2 separate regions of the Homo sapiens genome follow, and region 2 is linked to region 1. A link is a loop called in an ENCODE intact Hi-C map of the cell type or tissue named here. Cell type or tissue: B cell. All regions are shown on one strand. Each heading gives the region's core, and the rest is flanking DNA. Links, peaks and the distances in the headings are about the cores only. Region 1 has its middle 120 kb from the start of LHX2. Region 2 holds the start of LOC124902267 (a long non-coding RNA gene).

Evidence for each region. A loop is a pair of places that touch in the nucleus more often than their neighbours do. Peaks named below come from ENCODE experiments on the same cell type or tissue, not always from the same donor. Only the 100,000 strongest peaks of a DNase experiment are listed, where the experiment ranks them.
Region 2: a loop joins it to region 1, with 20 times the contacts of the local background. A loop is called at or near these places in 47 of 110 quality-filtered maps.

The regions. Positions count from the first base shown.
Region 1 is chr9:124,122,699-124,131,027 of GRCh38, reverse strand. No RefSeq gene overlaps it. Among named protein-coding and RNA genes, the nearest start is that of LHX2, 120 kb to the right of the region's middle. RefSeq lists an enhancer at 7,910-8,069. In B cell, for the core only: CTCF peaks have their summits at 3,824, 4,036 (motif pointing left) and 8,010 (motif pointing left); DNase peaks (open chromatin) are centred at 4,017 and 7,982.
Region 2 is chr9:124,382,717-124,391,045 of GRCh38, reverse strand. It overlaps PSMB7 (proteasome 20S subunit beta 7), which reads left to right. Exons shown (of 8, transcript NM_002799.4): 6 at 6,390-6,448. LOC124902267 (a long non-coding RNA gene) reads left to right here and starts at 6,455. Exons shown (of 2, transcript XR_007061764.1): 1 at 6,455-6,969; 2 at 7,096-8,329. In B cell, for the core only: CTCF peaks have their summits at 3,149 and 3,353; a DNase peak (open chromatin) is centred at 3,365; H3K27ac peaks cover 376 bases.

The sequences.
Region 1 (8,329 bases), core at 88-8,087:
ACCCAGCACTGCCTTCTATTACTCTTATTCCTAAGCCTCACATACAATTTGCATATCATTATCATATTTATCCTCAGCTCTTGCAGCAATCCTGTGTCACCTACATAGACTCCAGCATGCAGAATGACCCCAGAGGTGCGTGTACACACGAGCACATGCACCCAGGCACACGTGTCCACATGGACAGCGTCCGGCAGCACACAGGCGTGAGCCCCATGAGAAAAGCTTCACTAGTGCAGACAAGGGAAAGGAGCACCGCCCTGCAGCTCCCCAATGTGGTCCTCCATGACCCCTGGCCTCCCCTACCCTCCTGCACCACAGCCTGCCCCTGCTGGAGCCCCTTCACCCTCTCCCTCCCGTATATTTTTTCTTTGTGCCCTTTCCTGAACTCAGCTCTGCCACCAGGCTCTGCAGGAACCTTATTTTTACAGCTTCAGGGAGGAAACTCTCGGAGAGAAGGGATGGCTTTGCTAAGAGGGTAGGTGCGTAATGCCCTGAGCCACTGCCAGCCCAGTTCCCAAGGGGCAAGGTTTCCCCGCCTCAGCTGTGATGGTGGCTCTAGTCAGCCAGGACCAGCCCGGGGACTGCCCGAGGGACCTTCCTGGCAAGCTGGCTCAGTGCCACTGCCCAGTCTCCCCTCACGGACGGGAACACCCTGGGCAGGCTCTGGGCTCTGAACCCAGAAAGGTCCACAGACCAGCACCCAGGGGGAGGGATTCTGCATCAGCGATGGGGGCAGATCCCGAAATTCTCCTTGTTTGACATCTCCCTTTAGGGCAGGCAGCTCCAGGGCTTTGTTCATCTGTAAGGATCAGAGGACTTGCAGGGTGGGCTATGGGACCAAGGGGTCTACCCAGGAGGCTGGAGGGAGAGGGACTAGTCCTGGAGCTCTTGGCACCAGAGAGAGGGAGGGAGAGGGAAGACGTGGGGCTTGGGAAACAAAGGAGAGAAGCAGAGCATGTCTTATGATGGTTGAGTTGCCTGTCAGGTGCAGAGGCCAGGGAAGATCACCTCCTAGACCCACGTTCATCTTGCCCTCTTTTTTTTTTTTTTTTTTTTTTTTGAGACAGGGTCTCACTCTGTCTCCCAGGCTGGAGTGCAGTGGCATGATCTCAACGCTCTGCAACCTCTGCCTCCCGGGTTCAAGCGATTCTCCTCCATCGGCCTCCCCAGTAGCTGGGATTACAGGTGCGTGCCACCATGCCCGGCTAATTTTTTCTATTTGTAATAGAGATGGGGTTTCACCATGTTGGCCAGGCTGGTCTCAAACTCCTGACCTCAAGTGATCTGCCTGCTTCGGCCTCCTAAAGTGCTGGGATTACAGGCTTGAGCCACTGCGCCTGGCCCATCTTGCCCTGTTGTTCCTTCCTCCATCATCTCTCACCTATAAACTTGCCAAGAGAGCCAAAGGGTTCCTCCAACGCTTCCCACTAACTTCCATCCACTCAATGCTCTTCCTGGCTGTCTGACATCTGGCTGGAAAGACCCAATGTGACATCAGATGCTCCCCCTCCGGGGTCCCTTTCTTGCTCCCTCACCTCACAGCCTCCTGGGCCCCTGGGCCTCTGCCAAGAGTTGTTGACAAGATTGGGCACCTTGGAGTCCTTGTCTGTGCCAGGAGTGTCTCCTGGGAAAGCCAGGGGGCACCTTTTCTGGCACAGGGCCTGGGGAGCGGCCTCCGAGGGCTCCCCCAACACACCCACCCTCTTTCTGCTGCAGAGCAGGAATGTTGATTTCAGTGCAAATAACTCATTATTTTGCTTCCCAGACCAGAAAGCCCCACATGTGGAGTTAATTCCCCATTCTGACTTAAGGCTAGTGCCAGTCAGAACTGGGAGTTTTGCTTAATACCCACTAGGCACCATTGTTTCCATCACAGGGTTAATTAGTCCCCAAGAGCCTTGAGCCGAGGGAGGCTGCTCTGGGTGGAGAGTCCAGAGACCCAGATTTTGAATCTGCATTTGCCAACGACCATCTGCTTGAGCTTCACTAGACAAGGCCCTTTCTCTCTCCGGACCTCAGTTTTCCCATCTGCAAAATGAGCAGGTGAACCTGGATGATCACCAAAGTCCTTTCCGGCTGTCTCAAAGTTTCCGTGACATTCTGTGGTGCTGACATTCTGTAACACCCGACAACGGTCTAGCATGATGATGTTCTAAGTCATTCCATGACATTTACAGCTATCTGCAGCACTGTCTGATGACGTTGTCTTCGGAAGGTGGTCCTTGACATTCCATGACATTTACAATGATCTGCAGCATTCTATGACATCCGTTGACATTTACAAGAATTCAGAATACCCCGTGACATTCTTTGACATTCCAGAGCATTTTACGACATTCCTGGACATTCTATAGCACTCTGTGGCATTCTAGTCATGATATTCTGTGGCATTCTGTGACATTCTAAGTTTATACTATGTAGATTCATCTCTCTTCCAAGGGTCCTCCCTGGCATCACTGGAGAAGTCACATTCCCACCCAAGGACTTTTCACCCTAAAGCTCCTCCTGCCCATGCTGTGTGACCCCTCTGTGGTCAGAAGTTCTTGAACTTGGGCCTCTAGAGTCAGGCAGCCACTCCAGGATCTTGATCTGGGCTTTGGGGGTGGGGTGGAGGGAATAGCAGTCTCCCCAGGGTGTTTTGCACCTAAAGAAATAGGTTTTCCCCTCCCCCACTGCCACCAGAGTATTCTAGTAAATGGCTCTTACCTTCAGGATAAGGGTTTCCCTTGGCATAGTGTTGAGTTTAAGCATACCAGATATTTGAAAAATTTCGACCTACAGGAACAGCAATTTTATTTTATTTTATTTTTTACTTTTTTTTGAGATGGAGTCTCACTCTGTCACCCAGGCTGGAGTGCAGTGGGGTGGTCTCAGCTCACTGCAGCCTCCCCCTCCCCAGGTTCAAGCGATTCTCCTGCCTCAGCCTCCCAAGTAGCTGGGATTACAGGCACGTGCCACCACGCCTGGCTAATTTTTAGTAGAGCCAGGGTTTCACCATGTTGGCCAGGCTGGTCTTGAACTCCTGACCTCAAGTGATCCACCTGCCTTGGTCTCCCAAAGTGCTGGGATTACAGGCTTGAGCCACCATGCCTGGCCATGGGAACAGCAATTTTATGCAGTTCAACCTAATACAGCAGAAAGAATGTGGGAATTTCTTTCTGCTGTATTAGGTTGAACCATATACAATTTGGGAATCAGATGGCCCTGGGGCAAATACTGGTACTGTTATTTGTTAGCTGTGAAACTTGGGGCAACCTCACCCGGCCTCACTTTCCTCATCCATCAATGGAGATAATCATGGGTTGTTTTTCAAGGGTTTGTAGAGGACTCAGGGAAATGCCGAGGGTGAAGAGGAACGCCTAGGGTCTGGAACAGAATAAGAAGGCTCAGGATCTTTCTTCCTCCTTTTTCCCTTTTCCCTTCCCTTTTTCCCCTTCTCTTCCCTCCTTTTTCCCCATTCTCCCTTTCCCTAGAACAACAGTGAAACAATCCATGAGCAAAATGGCGCCAGCTGAAAAAGAGAGCCTGGGCATGGGTCTTGGCTGCTTCCTCCTTGCTGTTCAGCCTGGAGGATGCAGTTCTGTTCTGTGGGCCTCAGTGTTCCCATCTGTAGAATGGGCTGGAAGACCATGAGATCAACTAGGAAGACCCTTCCGGCTCTGATGGTCTGGGCTTCCCCAGCTGGGGGAACAGAAGGATGACAGAACAAGGAATCTTGAAGTCTGGTCGGGCAAGAATTGGGGAGCAAGGGGGTCACCATAGATAGTCTTTGAGGACAGGGCACTAGAAAGTGGCTTAAAGTCAGTGGAGGAGGCGAGACCTGAAGAAGTGCTTCTTTCTAAGCTTTGAGGGATGATGACTTGGTTGTAATGCTGCTGCTCCATAGAGTTTTAGAACGACCCCGTAGATCTCCGCTAACGAGGGTGGGCAGGTGCCCCACCGGGTGGGCCGCATCCTCTCCAGCCCTCCAGGCCCCCGCGGGAAGGACCCAGGCTGCTGTGGAAACCTTAAGAGACTGCGCCCCCTGGTGTCAGAACGCTGTCATTGCAGCATGGGACTTCCAGCCTGGGGAGGCAGCTTCTCACCTGCAGACGAGGGCTCCACCCTAGCCAGCAAGTTTCTTTCCAAGAGGAGGCTGGGGAGCAGCGCTTGGGAAGAAAGTGGCTTAAGTTGGGTCAAGCCTGTAGGGCTGAAGGCTGGTAAGGACCCTTCATTAACCTCTTGAGCAAATATTTATTGAGAACCTACTATGTGCCCGGCAGTGCGTTGGGCCCTTGGATCCAGCTTTGAACAAGACAAAGCCCTTGCTTGGCAAGGAGCCCACACAATCCAGGGCTCTCGGACTGGCTGAGGACCTGCTATGTGCCCAGGTCTTATCCCCCAGACTCTTCAAAGCAACTGTGGAGGCGAGAATTATCATCTCCATTTTATTTATTTATATTATTTTATTTTTTGAGACTGAGTCTCACTCTATTGCCCAGGCTGGAGAGCAGTGGTGCGATCTTGGCTCACTGCAACCTCTCTCTCCCAGGTTCAAGCAATTCTCCTGCCTTAGCCTCCTGAGTAGCTGGGATTACAGGTGCGCGCCACCATGCCCAGATAATTTTCGTATTTTTAGTAGAGACGGGGTTTCACCATGTTACCCAGGCTGATCTCAAACTCCTGACCTCAGTTGATCCGCCCACCTCGGCCTCCCAAAGTGCTGGGATTACAGGTGTGAGCCACCGTGACTGGCCTCATCTCCATTTTACAGGTGGGGGAACTGAGGCCTGAGGCCACACAAGTGTAAGGGGCAGAGCTGGGATCTGGACCATCAGACTTGGATCTGGGCCATCCAGAGTATCCCATCACACAAGGTTCATGTAGCAGAAATCACCTGCCCCTCCAAGCAAGTCACTTGCCTCCTCTGGGACACGGAGCCAGTGAGGTGCCTGGAGGATTACACAAGGTAGGGGGTGTCCTGATGCCCTTGCCCTGTGTCCAGGGAGACCTCCTTCCAAAGAGTGGGGGTTGCTCTCTGGAAGTGGGCATCCTGGGGCTCCGGGCATTGTTCTCATTGTCTGGCCCTCCTCTTTGTCTCTGGAGTATCCTGGGCTCGCTTCTCCCCCGGCAGAGCCAAGGGCCAGCTGCCTGGAGAGCAGGACCTGCCGGCCGCAGGCTCATTAGAGCCCTCGCAGACGCCCCTCTACCGGGACTCCCCACCCAGGGTCTGAGGGGGAGTTTGACACGAGTCTAAAAATAGCTGCTGTTTTGTTCCTTTGTTGGAGGGGAGGGGCTGGCAGAGGGATTCGGGCTCCTCTTAATGACCGACCCACCAAGAACAAAGGCTTTTCTTTGCGTTGGCTCTGCTTCCAGCAGCAGCAGGCCCCCGGCTCCAGTATCATCCTTGGGGCTCAAGTGGAACCCAAGCTGCTCCTGAAGAGCCAGCTTGAGGGCAAAGGCAGGCCCAGGCCTCTGACCAGGGCAGCCCCAGCCCAGGCTGACCGGCGGGCACATGGTGGGCAGTGGGGTCTGTGGGCAGGGCTCTGCAGGGGAGGGGTCTGCCTGTGACACTGTTTGTGATGTCAGACCCCCTGGCAAGGCTGGGGGCGGCAAGCATGGGACGGCAAATGACTGTGCGTGGCTGGTTGCAGGCAGGTGACTCTGTGGGATTGTGTGTGACTGTGCCTGGGACACTGCGTGGCTGTGTGCAGGCAACACCATGAGGGACTGTGTGGACGCTGCTGTGGAAATTGCATGACTGTGCCTGTGACACTGCGATGGGACTGGGCGTGAGCAGGTGAGGTCGTGAGTGACTGCGTGGCTGTGCAGGTGACAGCATGAGTGAGTGTTGGCTGTGCATAGTGAGACTCGCTAATGGGCAGGTGACGTTGTATGTGTTGGATTGACATGGGGTGATGGGGCTGATGGTACAGGGAACATTCTATGTGACTCTGTGACTGTATTGGTGACACTGGGAGGTGGGGCTAACTGTGCAGGTGACATTGCAAGTGGCCCTGGGACTGTGTGCAGGTGATCATGACTAAACCATTGTCAGGAAACTGGCAGATCTCAGAGCCCATCAGGCGCCTGGAACAGCTTCCGGCCCTCTTCTCACCTCCCCTTCTGTGGGGCAGCTCATGGGGCCCTCCCTTGGATGGCTCCTCCTGCCTCGCCTGCTGCTCACCTGCCACCTGTGTCTCTAGGCGTCCCTCTCTGCATCATCGGGTTCAGGGTATAAGGCCTCCAACCACCCAGCACGGGAGCTGCACTTGGGAGAATGACTGGAGCAAAAGCAAATGCATGACACTCCTGCTGGGACCTGCCCAGGAGAAAGGAGGCCAGAGGGGAGCCCGGGGGTGGCTGGGAGGGCTGCAGCTTGATCTGTAATGTTTGGTTCATTTTTAAAAGGGAGAACACATGCCTGTATATTTGCTGTGAATCTAGGTGGAATGATTATGTGTGATTATTATACTATTCTCTTGATTTTTCTGAATTTCTAATCTTTCAAAATAATGAACAAAAGCAAAACATGCTGATGATAGGATTTGTTATACACAAAAGTTAACATTGACTTCGTGTCAGGTGCTGATCTGAATGCTTTACATGGGTTATTTCACTGAATATTTACCGTTGTCCTAGGAAGGAGGTCCTATTGCCATCCCCCATTGTATAGATGGGGAAACTGAGGCTCAGAGGGATTTATTAACTTGCCCTCCAACACACAGCAGGTAAGTTGTGGATCCAGGATTCCTAACCCAGACCTGCCTACCCAACGATCATTTTCAGACGTATTCCTCCACCACCTGATACTTTCTTCTTCTCTCTCCCCCTTCAATGCTTTTAGCAAAAAAAGAGAGATAAATACATTTTTAAAAATAAAAACAAAACCAATAGAGTAAAAAATCTCTCTCTAGGAGTAATCACTGTTATCAATTGATCATAGATCCTTTCAGATGTTTTCTATTTACATGTGCATGTGTTTGTGTGTGTGTGTGTGTGTGTGTGTGTGTAGCTCGCAAGATCACAAATGTTATTCACATTACAACTTGGAAATGTGGATAAATGTTGTTTCTTTATTTTGTCTTCTTGAGCCCCACAACCATTGGCCAGTGGGAACAATAGGACACTTTCCCCTATGTGTGGATTCCATTTGTCCAGTCCAATCATCTAAACTGGTCCTTCTTGTAGTTCCTGATCTCCCCAGATAGCTCCCTTGTCTCGCTTCTCTCCAGTGGTTGTGCCTGGATGCTTAAGGGGAAGTGTGGCTTAGGTGGCTGTATTAGTCCATTCTTATGCTGCTATGAAGAAATACCCAAGACTGGGTAATTTATAAAGAAAAGAGATTTAATTGACTCACAGTTCTACATGGCTGGGAGGCCTCAGGAAACTTACAATCATGGTGGAAGACACCTCTTCACAGGGTGGCAGGAGAGAGAATGAGAGCTGAGTGAAGAGAGTAAAAGCCATTTATAAACCATCACCACCATGATTCCATTACTTTCCACCGGCTCCCTCCCATGACACTTGGGGATTATGAGAACTATAATTCAAGATGAGATTTGAGTAGGGACACAGCCAAAACATATCAGTGGCCTTGTGTGGGGGAGGGAGAGTTGGGGCCATAGGCTCAGAGTCACCATCTGCCTTCTCTGGCCTCTGGGACTGTGTCCCTCTCCCTGGTTGCCATGTGCCCTACAAGTGTTCAGACTGAAGGCTGAGGCTACTGTAATTTCTCATCCTCCATCCAGGCCATAGCCCAAAAGCCCCACCCAGATTCCCTCTGGCCTGAAGTCACCCTCTCTTGCCTCACAGTGGCCCTGGCTCTTACCACTGCCTCTACACGACACAGGAAAGCTTCAAGTCTCCCAAAGTGCTGGGATTATGGGTGTGAGCCACTGTGACTGGCCTACTTCATTTTTTTTTAATAGTGCTACAGTATACCAGAGTATAGATATACCAAAATTTAGTCATCCATATTTCCTCTGAACAACACAGGAAAGCTTCGAGTCTCCCTCTGCTGGCTGCCACTGCTACTAGGGGGGTGCTGAGCCAAGAGTCCCATGTGTTAATAATCAACCCTCATAATAAATCAACCCAAAATGTAATGGCTTCAAACAGCAGTCATCATGTAATATCTCTCCTGATTCCTCTGAGTTGGGAATTTGGTGAGGGGGAATTGGCTGGGCAGTTCTGGCGGAGTTGCTCCTGAGATTTTAGTAAGATGTCAGCAGGGCTGCAAATGATCTGCAGGTTGGACTGGGCTGGAGGATCCATTTTAAGTTGGCTCCTCATATTTCCGGCAAGCTAGCATGGGCTATCATCTCCTCTCTATGGGGGCCTCTCC
Region 2 (8,329 bases), core at 111-8,110, 260 kb before region 1:
CGCTCAGAGGACTTCATTATTAAGATGATTGTACCTCTAAGACGGTCCTAAGGAAGCCCTCCTAAGGACGTTAGGCAGGAGAGACATGGTGTATTTGTTTGTGATGATTGATTGCTGTTGTTCTTTGGGTCTGTTGACTCATGCATGGATTGACCTTTAGGCCCTTGTATACAAATGTAAGGAATAAGCTGCCTGCTGCTGCTGTTACACGGAGACTGTGACAGCTAGCAAAGTCTTGGTCTTTTGCTTGTTTTTTCCATCCCCTCACAATGTTGGATTTTCTTCAATTTTTTATACCTTAAAAAATTGCTATTAATGCCTGCACTTTGAAGAAAAATTTAAAAATACAAGTAAAAAGAAAATAGCACCACCCAGAAATAAGCTTAATATTTTGATTTATATGCTTCCAGGTTTGTATAATATATAGTGCATAAGCATGTCTGTTAATTTTGCTTTAGAACATGTTTTTCCCCCACTAAATACTATAGCATGGATCTCTTCCCATTGCCAAAAAAATGTACTTCTACTTTGTCATGTTTAATGTCTGTGTGTATAGTATTTTATTGTTTATTTTCCCTGGCTCCTGATTGTTGAACCTTTACATTTACTTCCAGGTATTTTTTTTTTCCCCTTTAATCTAAACAATGATCTTTTAAGATACGTGACTTGGGTACTTGTCCATGTGTTTCTTTAGAATAAGTCCCTAAGAGATTTGCTGGTTTGGTGGGTATGTATAGCTGTATGATTTCCAATCGATGTTTCTACATTGCCCATTAGAAGAGTTCTATCCATTTCTGCTTCTCCAAGTGTGTCAAAGTACCCATTTGATCACACCTTTGTCAGCACTATTATTCTTTTTAATCTTTGCTAATTAAAAAGGCAAAAGGTAGTTATTTTACTTCAATTCATATTTCTTTGATTGCTAGTGAACTTGATCAGTGTTGCTTAATGTATATAGGCCTCTACCTTTTCTCTTTCGTAAACTACTGTCTTCTCTCTTGGAGTCTTGATGTAGTTATCTGTGAGCTCTTTTTAGTTATTAATGTTCTGCATGTTGCATGTATTTTTCGGAGTTTCAGGGCTTTTATTTTACATTCTTAAAGGAGCTAGTAATTTTGTTTATAAGCTAGTGGGCCTGCTATTATAAGATGTTTCATTGTAACAGACTGGCTGGAGGTGTGGTCCTTGTGGAACTGGTGCTTGGGACTCCTTCTCCTGGGGCGCAGCAGATGTGGGTGACAAGAGGGTCTGTGGGTGAGTCCGGCCCTGACAGAGCTGGGAAGCAGGCCAGGTGCTCTTTCCAGGACTCCACAGGGCATTGGTTGCAGGAGGAGCTTTGAATGAGGACCTAGCTGGAGCAGCTGTGGAGTGTCTGCAGTGGATGGGGGAGTGCCCTGCAGGTGAAAGGGAAAGAGACATTTGTCCTCCCTGCCTCCCTGTCTCTCCACAGCCCGGCTTCTTGGTGGGTTGGGGTGGCGGGTGTTGAACAGGGTGTGTAGGTGGGCTTGGGGGAGGGCAGTGGATGCAGGAGGTCAGTCTGAGGGGACTAGGTAGCCATCATAGTGTCCTCACTTACATTCACCTAAGTGCTGGTCACTGAATTGCACCTTGTTTTTCTGTTTTAAAGAGCTTTGTTCTGGAAGCAGTACTGGGTACTCAGTAACCGTGGGTGTGCTGAAAGGCAGGCTTGGGGAAGGTTGCTAAGGAGCAGCTTCATGGAAACTACTGATGAGACCGAGAGCGTCAGTAGTATTAATATAGTGCAGAAATCCAGGAAAGGCCATTCACTCCTGTGATATCACAGTGGTTTGGACTGGACTAGGACATATAACAGGACTTGGTTTTGTGGTTTTTAAGGCCCTTTTTCCTTTTTGAAAATTGAACTGGCTCTACACTTGAGTTTGTCTTATATTCAGCCTAGTATGGTAAACTAGGCGATAAATATTGCTTTACACCTTATCCAGGCATTTACTGCTATCCTCACACCTTCAGGGGCAGCTTAGAGTTTTTTTTGGCTCCCTCATTTGGGTAGTTGGCCTCACTTTTAGTGCAGCTTCATTCAATAAGCGTCTCTCCTAATGCTGCCATGTGTCAGAGACTGTTGGGGATGGAGGCTGCAGATATGAAAGGATGGACAAGTTGCAGAGATGAGAGTGATAAACCCTGTGGAGGGGAGTGACCAAGGAAGGGTTCTAGGAAGAAGTGATCTCTCAGCTGGAGTTTGAAGGGTGACTGGGAGTTCTGTGGACTGCCATGTGCTCTGTGAGATAGGCTTGAACTGGCACGGGCATTTAGGAAATCATGGGCAGCGTGGTGTTGGTGGAGTATCAGGGGTGTGTATGGGGGATGGGAGGGAGCCGAAGGAGGTAGAAACCTGGTCATGGAAGGTCTTGCGTGTCCTCTCTCAACTGTATTGTAGCATATAGGACTTTTTGTATGAGAGCGCGACATAGGGTCAACAGCTGAGACAGGAATCCCACCCCTGTGCTTGTTTCCTGTAGTCCTAGACAAGGAGCTTTCTCACATTAGTGGGTTGCTATGAGGATGATGAAATGACCTAAAATAGGCCGCATGGCACCTGGCGGGTGCTTAGCAGAAGGCCCTTGTTCTTCTCTTTGGCTTCCTTCTCCTCCTGACTGGAGTAAGTTCTCTGAGGCCTCACCCTTGCTCATGGAGCATAGCCTGCATTTGTGGAGGGCACGTCCTCTCTGACCTGCCTTTCCTTCACTGGCATACTCGAGTGTACAGCAGAGGCCCAGTCCTGGCCACGCTGTCCCCTGGCTTTTCTGTGTATCTGTTCTTTAATGGGAAACCAGACAGTTCTGATGTCTAAGATGTCTCTGCTTTTGGAATAAAAAATCAGAGCAAATGATCCTTCAAAAGATTTTCGCCTTGGTTTTGTGTATGAAGAGAGTGCCAGCTTAGGTAGTTGATGCTGAAATAACAGAATGTCTCAGGGCATTATTAGTGGTTTATAGGGAAAAGAGGATGTAATATATTAATGTTTTACAGGTCACATGGTGGCTGTAGTAGAATGGCATTTGACTGGTGATTTATTGTATGTAGTTTTGGATGTTGGACCAGTATCTAGGAAACTTGAATGAAATTATCTTTAAAGAATACTGGCCTGAGTTTACCATCTTTTTTTTTTTTTTTAAATGGCCAACTTCTTGTTCCTTGTGTCCCCCACTGCATTGCCTTGAAATTATGTTCTCTTGTCACTTCAGGCAATTGCAGCTGTATTTGAAATTCTCACCCCAGTTTTCTAAATGGCAGACACACATTCAGAGGTATCTACAAACCTGTTGACAGGTTTTCTATCTCCAAACACTTCTGTGTATTTCTGAAAAGGGGGCGCCAAAGTCCTCCTTTCCTGAAAAGCTGGGAGCAGGAGCTAATTTGCAAGTGATTTAGAAATTATTTTTAATGTTGAATTTCCCTTTCTTTTCAAGTTTATTTTGGGGCCCTCTTGTCTTTGATTTCATGGGAAGCAGAATCAGGTTGGGAAGCTCCTGCTTTTCAGAAAATTTCTCGAGAGAGAGAGTGTGTGTGTGTGTATGTATGTATTTTTTGAGGTATAAAAAGGGGAAGCCAGAAATACAGTGTAGTAAAAGCCCCAAGTCCTATGTTTACTTGTCTTATATGCCTGTCTGATAATGTAGAGAGCCTCCCCACATTGGAGAAACTCTTTTGTTCCAAGAGTCTGTGGGTTTAGTGTGTTATTTCCACTTATAGAAATTTTGTCTGTAATATTGTTTCTAGGCAGGAAAAAGGTTTTTTGTTTGTTTGTTTTTTTGTTTGAGACAGAGTCTTGCTCTGTCGCCCAGGCTGGAGTGCAGTTGCGCGATCTGGGCTCACTGCAAACTCTGCCTCCCGGGTTCATGCCATTCTCCTGCCTCAGCCTCCTGCGTAGCTGGGACTACAGGCGCCCACCACCATGCTCGGCTAATGTTTTGTATTTTTAGTAGAGACAGGGTTTCACTGTGCTAGCCAGGATGGTCTCAATCTCCTCACCTTGTGATCCGCCCACCTCGGCCTCCCAAAGTTCTGGGATTACAGGCGTGAGCCACCGCGCCCGGCCAGGAAAAAGGTTTTAAAGAAATAATTATTTGGGGAGGGAAATATTTTTCATTTCTTAAATTATTGAGTGAAGCTGAGCAGAAGGAAATATATGTGCCTAGGAAAAAGAATAGAGCAAAAAAAAAAAAATTTACTGTGCAACTGCCAAGGAAAGGAATGGCCCCGGAGGAAAAAACAGCTAGTGATTTTTAAGGAAAAATGCCTTTAAGGTAAGCTTGTTTTTCTTTTTTAACAATTCATTACAGTTTTCCACAAGTTGTTAGCTCCTAGCTAAATACCTGTCTTCTCCCTGTCCTTTTTTAAATGTTTATTTCTGGCCTCTGGTTGATTACCCTTGTGTTCTTCGTGGAGATATTCTTGGACTTTGTTGGAAGAGACCAGTCTGCTCATCAGTGCTGTGCAGGATTGGTCTATATCTGGGAGTATTTTTTCCTGAGATTCTTCATTTGCAGTTGCCTCGTTCGTTCATGGCAGCTGTCTTTCGCTTTCCACACAAAACCAGCTTGCTTTTACTAGTAAGTCTGAGACTGGTTCTCACCTGGGCCTGAAAACAGCAACTTAGGTTAACTTTCCCCCTTGACCCCTGAATCTCAGAGTAAATATGTGACTCACAGAACATTGGTGGAGTTTGACCCTGTTTCCACATCTTCAAGGACATGTTTACTTTGAAATTCAGAGGTTTGTTTTGCTGAATTTGCTCTCACATATGTGCTAGTTTTATCTGAGTTTACTAGTTTTATATCTGTTTAATTTCTATCTCCTTTTCAGAGGGCTTTTAATGTCCCTTTAGATCACCATTTTAGTTTTTTTTTTTTTTTTAAGGAGAAAAAAATTGTGAGGAGGGGAAAATCGGGTTGCCTTTTGCTCCCAAAGCCTAAATGAATAGTCATTGCTTGTAATGCTGGTTTACACTTGACGCTTCCTATGGCTTTAGATGTGATGTATCCGGTACTGTGAAGGTAATGATCCTCAACCGCAGCAATATTCCCTAACAGGAGTATCTGTCATATTCATCGGGATTACCATGTTCATTGATTTGTGTCTGTAAATCTGCTGTTTCTACCCTTTAAATTTGATCTATAATTGGACCTCCTTAAATGGTTCAGATAAGGTAGTCTGTATTTTCTCAATGCGGCGTTGCTGTCAGCTTCTCCTTTTTCATTATACATTCAGCAGACTTGATAAAATCAGCAGGACACCTCATTTGAAACTGTTTAATCGCTGCCTTTTTCCTTTGCTAAACCATTGAGGTGGTCAAGCGATGTACACAAATCATTTTAAATAGAAAATATGGTTTTCTCTGTGACCCAGCTAAATAGATAGTGTTATGCAAAACAAGTTAAAAAGTAATAAATGCCAAAAAAATCTTCTAATTGGAGTAAAAAATTGTGGGCAACTCTATCCTCTCTCCAAAAGTGGAGTATCCTGAAATATTGCCAGGACCTGTAAAGACAAGATGATGATTTTCTAAAGATTCTCTGGTTTTTGAACAAAGCAAATTTAAATTTTCAAGGAGTGCTTAGCTGCCTTTTGCATCCATTCAAAGGGAGCCCACGCTTATTTGTAATGGCTTTACGTCCTACTTTTGTAGGGATAAATTTGCTATCCGTTAATACCTATGCAGCATAACCTTTCAGCCATTTGCTATTGTGATAATAAATTTTTGTTTCTTTGTCTGTCATTTTGTCTATTCAGCTGTTACTCTTCAAAGTACAAACTAAAAATAATAGCTCCAAATAAATGCCACATAATAAAGTGTTTTACAGTTGTAGCTGGAATAACCTGGTGGCTGCTGCTCGCAGTCCTATTACCATTGCTGGTGCGGTAGTTTCTTCCCTGCGTGTCAAGGTGACTCTACCAGGGCCAGCTCATTAAAACAATCTTTTCTTTGGAACTGGCTTGGTATTTAGCGCTATACCCAGCAGCCTGCCAAGGCACAATATGGAGCACTAGACTCACAGCATAGAACACGGGAAATTATGTGGCAGTCACTGTTTGAACAAAATCCAAATTCTCCATAACCTCATTTTCATGCTTCAGCATTTTATTGTGAATAATTTACAATTATACCTGTCAGTGGTGGAAGTAGGACCAGTTGCAGATTTACCTTAGATAGTGGTAAGTGTGACTCCAGGCTTTTGAAGAGCACTGTTTTTACCTGGTTTATGTGGCCCTGTAGAATTAATATTTACACTGTACTTGAATGAGACACTGGGCATGTTTTGCTGTTTTTCTTGCCCCTAGGTAAACTTGAGATGGATAAGCTGGGATATCATAAAATACACTAAAAGTGCACCTTTTTCTTGCAGGTTCTGGCTCCTTGGCAGCAATGGCTGTATTTGAAGATAAGTTTAGGCCAGACATGGAGGTATGTAAGTCCCTGCAGTTTTATTCTTTTTCAAAGATTTTTCTGGTTTTATCTTGAACATTTACAAATTGATTGCTGATTCCTCCCGAGCTTGTACAGCACTGTTGTTAGTTGGAATGTTCTTTGGCACAGATGGTCTGTTTGCCGAAGAGACCAGCTTCCTTTTGTAGTGGCCCAGCTGTGCCCTTCCTTGGGCTTGAGGCACCAGCGCTATCCAGCTTTTTGCTCTGGGCTTTGGGCTGTCTAGGAATCTTCTTGACTGTAAATGCGGTGGTAACGTGGAATGTTTTCTTGCGCACCAAGCTTTCTGTGTCACGATATCTCAAAATGACAGGTTTTTCTGTTCTTACTAAGAACAGAAAAACTGTGTATGTCTTTGCATGTTACAGAGACGTGACCTGAAAATGGAGGCAGTTTTAAAAATCCCTGTAGATGATTCTGCATCTGGCAGAAGATGGGGACAAGACCACACATGTGGGGGATTCATCTCAGAGCGTAATGATCTAGTGTCTCAGATACATGTATGAGAGATTCTTTTATTGTGTTTTCTTTGGTGGTGGGGGAAGGTGGTATCTTCTGAATGATACTCCACTTAAGTCTACTTTAATGATAGATTGTCTCCACCCCGCCACCCCCTACATCTTCAGGACAAATGCACAGCTCTTCCATGGTCACTGTCGCAGGAATGTTGAATATGCCTGGATCCATCATGGTACCACGTTACTCCTCCACGGCACTACATCTGGCCGCTAAACCAGCATTCGGCACATAAGCTTTTTTGATGGTTGTTAATTTTTTGATGGGGAGTATCAACTTCTTTTCAACAATTAATAGGTAGTTTATGAGTGGTTTACCCTATTTCTTAGTATGTAGGTTTTTGCCATTTCTGACTTCGCAGTATTGTTTAGGGACCAGAGGGTGTCTCTGGGAATTGCTTTTTGACAGTGCCTTATGTCCAGTCATCTTTGGAAAAGATTGCTTATTAAAAATATTTTGTTCTTCCGTCATCTCATTGTCATTGGAGCACCAAGTGTCATTGGAACTCTGAAGCTCTCTCTGCCCTTTAGGTTTGGACCAAGTGCTGTCAAAGCCAGAGAAAGTAGGATTAAAGATACTGATCAGCCAGGACAGATAGGGGTTTTCTGCTGGAAACTGCGATACCTACCCTCGGTACATGGGGATAGCTCACATAAGTGACTTGGTCACTTGGCAAGATTTCTTCGCTTCTCGGATAGCTGCAGGAATTAAAACATAGTGTATAGAATTTAGGTGTTTTACACTAAAAATGATAATGTCTTGTTCCAATTAAGAATAGTAAACAGGTCCAAGTATAGACAATAAATGAGATTGGGATTCTGTTCTCATTTCTCAATGTGAACAGTTACTCCCATATCAGCATTATTTTCTATTTGGCCTTCTTAAATACAGAGAAAAAATAGGATATATTAATAGTAGGTCACTTGAAAAAGAAAAGAAAAAAAGTTCCCCAGTTTTCTAACTATAGGAGAGGAGTTCCTAAGGTTCTACGCATCCATTAGAACTCACAGAGGTACAAGGAGGCGTACTCTTGAGTTTTGTTTAGAAAATCACCTCAGTAATGCCAAACCCTTCTTTAAAACACATTAATCTTTTCAAATCTTCCTGAAAGCTTTGTCTATCTCCAGTTGATTGGGACTTCCGTATGTTAAAGAAAAATGAGAATTGTAGGAAAAGTTGAGAGTATGAGGTACATTAGAAGTGACTTTAACACTCCACCAAAGTAATTTTACCTTATTTAGAGTTTGGATTTGAAATGGTTCAAAGGCTGTGAATTCAATATTTGATGTGATTTTGGGAAGTAAAGGGGAATGTCAGCATCCTTTCGATAAAATTGATATTATC